Regions from separate parts of the Homo sapiens genome. Here region 2 is linked to region 1. Evidence: chromatin contacts called from ENCODE Hi-C data. All regions are on one chromosome and are shown on one strand. The core of a region is the stretch at or near the end of the contact, and the rest is flanking DNA. Distances in the headings are between cores, read along the strand shown. Region 1 holds the start of LINC02939 (long intergenic non-protein coding RNA 2939). Region 2 has its middle 39 kb from the start of LINC02925.

Region 1 (4,506 bases), core at 1,943-4,442:
CGCAGCCTCAGTAGAGTGCCACACCATGCCTGCCCTCCGTGCTATGTTCCCAGTCTGCTGTGGCCTCCGGGTAAACGTCTCCAGCATTTTACAGGCAAGGCCCCGGTGGAACTTGAGCTTCTTCTAATTACCAACCTCGTCACTGCCAACGCCATGCCAAGTAGAAGCTCCCGGCTATCACGGCATGCCTTCTGCAGCTGCGCCCCGATTCTGAGATCGCCCCCGAATGTCCCACCCCAGGTTTCATGTCTGCTAACTGCCTCTGATAAAGTCATAAATAAAAGCCCAAAATGGAGCGAGGGGGCAATGGGAGAGGCAGCCCAGCAAAAAAGACGGCCAAGGTTAGTTCTTCCAGCACGGAGGCAAACTTTCCACCTCCGGCCGCGGCTGGCTGGACCCGACTGAAATGGTCCCCTCAGTCCTTGGGGTTTTTGGGGAGGGCACTAGGCAGCCCAGTGGGAGGGAGGCATGAGGCAAGCCTGGACTACCCAGGCCTCTGTCCCTGTTCCCAGAAACACAGCCTCCAAGAGCCAGCTCATGGCCCTGGGGTGTTATGGAAACAGGCCCCCCATTATTTTGTGGTGAAAGCACCCAGCAAGATTATCCAAACCACCTCAGTAGGGTGGGGAGGGCAGGGGGGACATTGCACCTGTGACACAATCATACTAAAAAGCAGGCTCAATCCCCCACAGTTTGGGGTTTCATTTTAACCCTAGCTCCGTACACACACGGACAAACACGTATTTTAAAACCCCAAAGAGCTAGAGCCAATGAACTCCAATAAAATGAAGCTATTGCTGGCCTGCAGGCTGCCTCGGCTTTTGAAACCCACCTTTGAAAAAAATTAATCTCCACGTTACCTTGAAACCCTATAATCATTGCACGCAAGCATTCCTTCACCCCTTTCTTGCTCCTCACAAACTCCCCAGGACCACTGGCTGGGCCTGTGTGAGGCACCTATAAAGGGGCATTTTACCACAAAAAGTTACGAATTGTTTTTCGTTTTACACCACCGTAAACAGCAGCTTTCACACAAGGGCCTTTCACTGAACCGGCCCAAATGCCGCCAACGCCGAACCGAGGATCCCCCCTCAAATCAGCTGTCCCCAAGTGTCCGACCAGGGGGAAAAAATCAGCAGCGTGGGTTTAGGAAGTAAATGAAATATTTCAATCTTCCAAGAAAGAGTTGTAGCTTCCCAATAACCTTTCCAAACACATCTCACCAAAAAAAAAAAAAAAAAAAAAAATCTAAAAACAGATGTTTTTTCTTTTCTTCCCATTGTGTTTAAGATGTCTGCTAACGCTTATTTTATGTGTTCAACAAGATTCTCTCTGGCAAATAGCCTGCACACCTGAGATTAGAAGCTGTGCTTCACAAATTCCAAGATCCAGATTAATGCCGAGTGGAGTTCTTGCAAGCTGGTGCGGCTTCAGGTTCAAGAGCAACCTCCTCGGTGCGTTCCCTGGTCTGTGGAAGGCCTGCCCTACGGAAGGGTCCCTCTTAGAGATCCCTTCATTAATATTTAAATACTCACTAAGCAGCGAAAGTGAGAAATGCACTTACCGTCCTCAGGAGTCGCCGTGAACCCGATCGTGACCTGGGGCGCACAGGTCGACAGCCCTGCCCTTGCGGGAGGACCGTGCCTGGCCGCCGCCGGCGCCGCGCTCGCGTGCCCAGAGCTGCACAGGCCCTCAGCTAGCGGTCTGAGTCCTGGGTTCCAAACGCTCACCCTCTTCCCGCGTCGAAGCGGCGGACGGCAGAGCGGTGCCAGTTCCCGCAACTCTTCGCAGGGTGGGACGGCTCTGGACTGCCGCGGGCGAAGCGCACGGCCCAGGCCCCACTTCCCCGGCCCCGCGCCGCGTCTCTCCTTGCCTTCGGGCTCCGGCTTCCCTGCGCTTAGCGACCCGACTGCGCCACAGAGTGGCCCGCAGGACCCGGTCACGGCGTCCGCGCGCCGCAAGGGACCTTTGTCCCAGACGAAAACGAAAGCGCGCCGGCCCCGGGACGCCCACGCCCTGCCGCGGAGAGCCCGGCCGGCGCGCCCCGCGACTTTCTCCAAGTTCACGTGCATTCCGGGGCGGGCGTCGCGAGCCAGGACTTGCAGGGCCGGGCCGTCGGGCGGGCGGTGGGTTGCAGGCGGGCTTGGGGACAGCCCGGCGGGGCGGGCCGGGGCACAATGGGCGCCGCCGGACGGGCGGGCGCGGGGACAGCGTGGGCCCGGCCGCCGCGCGGCCGCTCGTCTGGCGCTGCCCGGGCGCCGAATGCGGCGGCGGCTTGGCACAGACGCGCCGCGCGCCCGGTGCATGCTAATGGCCGGCGGCCGCGCCATGAATTATTCAGCAGCGGCGCGGAGAGGGCGAGCGCGGCGCGGAGGGCGACCCGGGCCGCGCGTCCCCCGCCGCTGCGAAGCCGCTGCGGCGACTTCCCAAACTTTCCCGGGTCGGCACCGAGGATGCGGCCCCCGCGGCGCCGCCGTCCCCGCCCGAGCGCGCCGGCCGCGCTTCCCCCGTTGCCGCCTATTTTATGTCTTTTGTCTCGGAGTTGGCACCTGTCCCAGAGAGCGCGTTTCCCTGCCCACCCCTTCGCCGCCGGATCGGAGCGGGGGAGGGAGTACGGGGAACCCAGGGAGGAGGGGACGGGGAAAGCAAGGCGCCTGCGGGCCCCGCAGCCCGCGGAGACCGCCCGAGAGCGGCGGCGGTGCCCGCGCGCCCGGGCACCCCTGTTCTGCGGGGAGGTCGCGGATGCAACCGCGCCCGGAATACCAACGAGGCCCCCCGCGGCCCCCGCCGTGCCCGCTGCGGGTGAAGACCGGGCGCCGCCCCTCCTGGGTTCCCCCTTCCACCGCCCCCCACCCCGGGACGGCGCGCGCGGGCGGGGCGGGCGGTGCGAGCAGCGGATTCGCCGCCCGGGCCCCGCGCCTCGCCCCGCAGCCCCGCGTGCGCGTCCCCGCGGGCACGCCGCCCCGGGCGCTCCCCTCCAGCGCGCCCCCGCCCCGCGGCCCCTCCCGCCGCCCGCCCCGGGCAAGGGCACCGCGTCGCGGAGACCCAGCGGCCTTCCGTTTCGCGCCCCGGGGCCCGCGCGGCCGAGGCGGGCGGGCGGGCGCGAGCTCCCGGCCCGGCCCGCCCCCGCCGCCCTGGCACCGAGGCGGCTGCTGGGGCGCGCTCGGCGGCTGCGCTCCAAGGCGCCGGCTGCCATGATTGCGGGCAGCGGGACGCGCGCGCACGCTCGGGCCCGGCTCTGGGACCCCTGGCTGACCGACGGTCCCTGCAGTCCCCGCAACCTGGTGCCCGCAGCCCCGAGCGCGCCGCGGACAGCGGTCAGGCTCTCCAGGCTCGTCCCCGCGGGGAACAGTGTGCGCTGCGGAGCTCTCGACGCGGCCCCGGGACAGCGCTCGGGGCCGACGGTGGCAGCGGGCTTCCCCCAGGGCGGAGCGCGCGCACGGGCAACCCCGCGGCGGCTTCCAGGACACCGCCGGCCCCGCGGAGCAAGGGGTGCCCAGAGGGGTGGGAGTCCGGACTCGGCACACGGGAGCCGGCCGGCGGAGGCAGGGGTCAGCGCACAGTGCCGGGAGATGTAAGAGGGGCGCGCAAGGTGCCTGGAGGAGTTGGGTTGGGGGGTGGTTCACGGTGCCCGGGGAGGCGTGGGATGGGCAGGGGCGCGGTGCCTGGAGCCGCTGCCCAGCTCCGAGCGCGCTCTCTTCCTTCCCGGTGGCAACAACTTCCTGCTTCCCCGACTCAGGGCACAGGAGCTTCGGGGAGAAGTTCAAGGCCACAGCTTTGCTCTCTCGGAGCCCGATGGCGACACTGCTGGCCCCGGGCCACACGGTTCCCTCCCAGGCCCTCCCGGTGGTTGAGACCGGCCGGCCTCTAGGGTCCGGACACGGGTTAGAATGCCAAGGAGGCCGCGGCGTCTTTTCCCGCCCGCTCCACAGAGGCGCCTGAGTGGTTCCCAAACCGCAGAGGGGCCGGCCTGGGCCTCCGGCTCTCGGGGACGCACGCGGACACAGAGTCACTATTCGCAGACCCCGTCCCCCTGCCCGAGCATGCCCTGGCCCAGAGCCGCATGGAGCTGATGTCCCCAGACGCCTGCGACGGCCCTTTGGCGGCCAGGGCCCGAGAGAAACAAGGCCTCCCGGGTCCCAACCCAATGTCTGTCTGTGCCTGTCTCCCCCCAACCCCCCGCCGCCGGCCTTGGCATTCTAACCAGTGTCCCTTGACGTCACATCTCGCCATTTCTGCCAACCAATTGAAACTTGCCCGTTGTCATAAAAATATATATACTTTTTATGCCATTGGTAAATTCAAAAGTTCCTCGTGTGCCCTGCTTCCCAGGAAACTTCATTTCACATTGGATTAGACTGCCCAGGAGGGCAACGCTGGGCTGGGGCAGCCGGGCAACTCTGCCAGGGCCTCGCTGCCCACTGAGCTGCCTTCCACAGCTCGCTAGACCCCCATGATTGTGGCTGTGAATTGTGCCAGCCACCCTGATAAACACACCACTGCCTC
Region 2 (3,874 bases), core at 564-3,063, 510 kb before region 1:
ACCAAGAGAGGCTGAGCCGTTTCCTGGAGCCTCCTAACCGCCCGCTGCCCAGCATTCAGCTTCTCCCACTGCAGCTTCTCGGGAGTTTGGTGGCACAGAGTCCCAAGCAGAGTCTCTTGTCCCTCCTGTTCCCCAGGGACAAGTAACAATTCACCAAGCACAAAGCTTCACGGTTTCCCAGCAGCCCCACGCTCTGCCTCCTTGGACCTCACTTCACAGAGGGCAGTGACTCGGCCACTGCAAAGTGCATCCCAGAAGCCCTCACTCCTCGACCACCCATGGCCTCCACACCCAGCCCCACCCAGCCCCAGCCAAGGCCCCAGCACTGCTCCTCAGTAGACCTGCTTCCTCTAGGGAAGTGGCAGCCAGGCCTCTCCACCCACCTGGGCCTCCCTGTGGGAGGTGGTGCAGACGCGGCCATCTCAGGCCAGAGCCAGCTCTCAAGCTCTGGCTTCTATACCCTAGGCCAAGGCCTTCGTTTACAGGTGACCAAACTGAGGCCCAGAGAGGTTAGGTGTCTTGCCCAAGAACACACAGCAGCAAGATCAAGCACGCTCTCCGCCCAACCCCCGTGCATATGGGGCTTAGGTTAGAAGCACAGCCCATTGGTCCAAACCCACCTCTACCACGCAGCAACCTGTGGCTCTGTGCCAGGGCTTCCTCCTGCGTGAAATGCAGCTAACAAGAGCACCTACCTCCAGTTGGTACGAAAATAAATCATGTCTCATGCTTAGAGGGCTGTCTGGCCCTGAGCAGGACATGCTGTCCGAATCTTGCTATTTACTGCACATTTGACAGCAAAAAGAGAAGTCTCATCATGACTTTGAGTTTATTGCTGATATTTCTCTCACAAAACCCCCCTTAGAGGAGGGTTATCAGGAAGGCAGAAAGGCTGCAATGTTTATGAGCATAGCCTTGGGGGCAAAGCCACCCACGTGCAAATCCCAGCTCTGCTCGGGAACGAACTGGGGACTTAGGCAAGTGGCACTGCCTCCCGGTGCCTCAGTTTCCTCATCTGTAAAATGGGGTGAAGCTGTGTGCTCTGCAGACTTGGTTGAGACAATTCGTGTGAAACACTCAGCGCAGGCCTGCTGTGCAGAATGAGTGATTTCTATTACTATTATTAATGTTTTTGATAGGCCGGTACTTCCTGCCTTTCCTGTGTAACCACAGGGGACTTTAATCACTGGGCTTAAACATAATCACAACCCTAGGTTATAACTCAAACACCAAACAATCAGAACAGTAGCCCTGTAGACGGGACTGTCATTAGTGGCGAATTACCAGCCCAAAGTGTCCGCCCAGGCCTCTGCCACATGCCGAGATACCAAAGGCAAAACAACAGGGCTTTCTCCAATTAGGGAAACACGCATTTTCTTTTTTCTTTCTTTCTTTTTTTTTTTTTTTTTGAGATGGAGTTTCGCTCTTGTTGCCCAGGCTGGAGTGCAATGGCGCGATCTCAGCTCACCCCAACCTCTGCCTCCCGGGTTCAAGCGATTCTCCTGCCCCAGCCTCCCAAGTAGCTGGGATGACAGACATGCGCCAACACGCCCGGCTAATTTTTTGTATTTTTAGTAGACGTGGGGATTTCTCCATGTTGGTCAGGCTGGTCTTGAATTCCCGACCTCAGGTGATCTGCCCGCCTCGGCCTCCCAAAGTGTTGGGATTACAGGCGTGAGCCAGCGCGCCCGGCGAAACCCACATTTTCTTGCGCCACCTCTGTCTCTAAGAGTCTGAGTGACCTGCCTCTAAGTTCTCAAGTTAAACTATTACATATCCCCAGCAGCCAAGGGCTCCAAGCAGGTGACAGGCTGGCCTGGGCCCCACCCGCTGGGCTGGGTTAGGCCTGTGACACTCTGTTCACATAACTGTCCCCTTGGGAGATCCAGGCCTCCTCTCAGACCCCCCAGCCACACCTGACGGTGGAAGACTTGAACTTTTACTCCTTTACAAGCAGTATTTTTCAGGACCATTGCTGTGCCACCAAAAGGCAAAGAAAAGGCAGATCTAAACCCACCGTGGTGCCAAAGAGACCCCAAGCCAGCCTGTGGGATGCCCAAACCAGAGGCCTTCGAAAGCACTGTGAGTGGTCCACTTGGCCTCGGAGGCGCCCAGCAGATGACCATCTCCAAGCCAGGCAAGAGACGCTGCTTCCCAGCGAGCACCCTCTGCCTTCTGCCTGTTACTCACTAAACCCGGCCACAGCTTCTCTCCCTCAATTCACTGTCAATTTCTGTCGGAGCAGGGATGCTCTGCCACACACCCCAACACTGTCCCTGCTGCCCCGGGCTTTCTGCAGAGACAGTCTCCTTACCCCTAAAGAGGCCAGGCAGCAGCCTCTTGGGCCGCCTTGCAGGGGAGGAGGCAGGAACTCAGGCAGGGGGTGACCAGGCCACCCAGCCAGTCCCTGGTGTCTTCCCTCCCAGCCAGCACACGCCCACACCAACAGGAGCTCTGTAAATACCCAAGTCCCCACCATGGCCACTAGGCAGGAGACCCCAAACCTGACACACAGAAGCCCACATACAGGGACGCCTCCCCAGCTCCCCGAGATGGGGCAGCCTCCTAAAATGAGCCCCTGGCCGGAGCCCTGTCATGACAGGACTGGAACCCCAATGCCAAATAAACCCCAGTAGATTCGGCTACCGGAGAGAAATACCCAAACAGAGAAACATGGGGAGATGGAAGGGGGCTTCATGTGGCCCCCAGGGAGGGGAGGGGGCACACGGATGGCACAATCACTAACACAGATCACATCATGGGACTATCGGGGCCCCAGGTTCTCCCATAACAGGAAAGTCACCAGGACCCGTCAAGTGGGGTGCTGCTGTTTCTGTAACATGTCTAACATTGCTCTGATACTCCTTCCAAAGAGAAAACAGGCTTCAGGCTGGCAGCCCTCCCTGGCAGCAGAGGCTCACTAGGCTCCAATAACACTTTCTTTTCATTGAGCCTGAACCACTATTCTATTCTATTCTACAGCAGAAATGGTGATTCAGGAAAACCGGCTCTGATTCTCCTCCCTCGTTTTCCAGTTGGTGAAGGTGAAGCCTGGGAGAGCGGAGAGCAAAGATCACCTAACGCCGGCGCCGGGCTCCACAGATAAGAGGAGGGTACTAAGGGGAAGGCCTGGAAGGCTGGTGGTTTGGAGAGAGACCACCTGGTTCTTTCCCAGTGAAGGGTCCTCCACCTCCCTCAGCAGGAGACCCAGAATAAACAGCCTCCCAGGGCTATGTGGAAACACACCACAACTTGGAGACTTTCCCGTGCTCTCCAGAGTGCAAGACAGACATCACCGGACAGGCCCCGCCTGCCCCCAGGCTGCATGGCTGGGACAGCCGCACTCCACGCATCAGCCATAGGGGCAGCTGAGAGGAAAGAGCAGCAGAGCAGAGGGCTGGTGGCTCACTGAGACCCCAGGTGCCCAATTTCCCAGGCTCCAGGACCAAGCTGCATCTCCCTGTGAGCCCAGCACGGTGAGGACTGTGGGGCTTCGAGGTCTGCCCCGGGACCACAAAGTGCTGCAGAAGGGTCCACATGGCTGCCAAGGCAGGAGCAAGGCAAGACAGGCAGGGCCCCTTTCCTGGACCAGGCAGGGGTCTTCGGAAGGGTGTGCAGCAGGAAGGAGGGGCAGGGTTACTGAGGTCACTCATCTGGGGAGTCCCAGCTAACAACAGGGGAACGTGGTTTCACCCCAGCACGGGGCAGAGGCAGCAACTGAACACACACCCTGGCCAGACTGTGCATCCCCAAATGGGCCTGGGACACAAAAGTCAGGAAGACAGACTTCAGACTTCAGGCTCAGCCACAGCGCCCGGGGCAGAGGCCATGACTGACCTCCTAAACCCATTTTGAACCCCAACCCAGGGCGAGC

Evidence for each region. A loop is a pair of places that touch in the nucleus more often than their neighbours do. Pooled maps may share reads with other maps.
Region 2: a pooled map shows a loop between it and region 1 (6-fold over the local background). The contact joins the enhancer-like site here to the promoter of LINC02939 in region 1. A Hi-C loop is called at or near these places in 1 of 37 single-sample maps with no recorded cell type and 7 of 50 pooled maps.

Annotation. Positions count from the first base shown.
Region 1 is chr22:46,069,707-46,074,212 of GRCh38, reverse strand. LINC02939 (long intergenic non-protein coding RNA 2939) reads left to right here and starts at 3,192. Exons shown (of 2, transcript NR_148973.1): 1 at 3,192-3,574. The region is part of intron 1 of LOC124905135 (collagen alpha-1(III) chain-like); the gene reads right to left. RefSeq lists enhancers at 1,170-1,722, 1,723-2,277 and silencers at 1,871-1,950, 2,121-2,210, 2,291-2,500, 2,631-2,710, 2,771-3,550.
Region 2 is chr22:46,578,503-46,582,376 of GRCh38, reverse strand. It overlaps a transcript of GRAMD4 not described here. Among named protein-coding and RNA genes, the nearest start is that of LINC02925, 39 kb to the right of the region's middle. RefSeq lists an enhancer at 450-529. Within about 2 kb of position 1,813, at least 10 of the 41 ENCODE cell types and tissues checked have a DNase peak (open chromatin) inside an H3K27ac peak, as active enhancers do.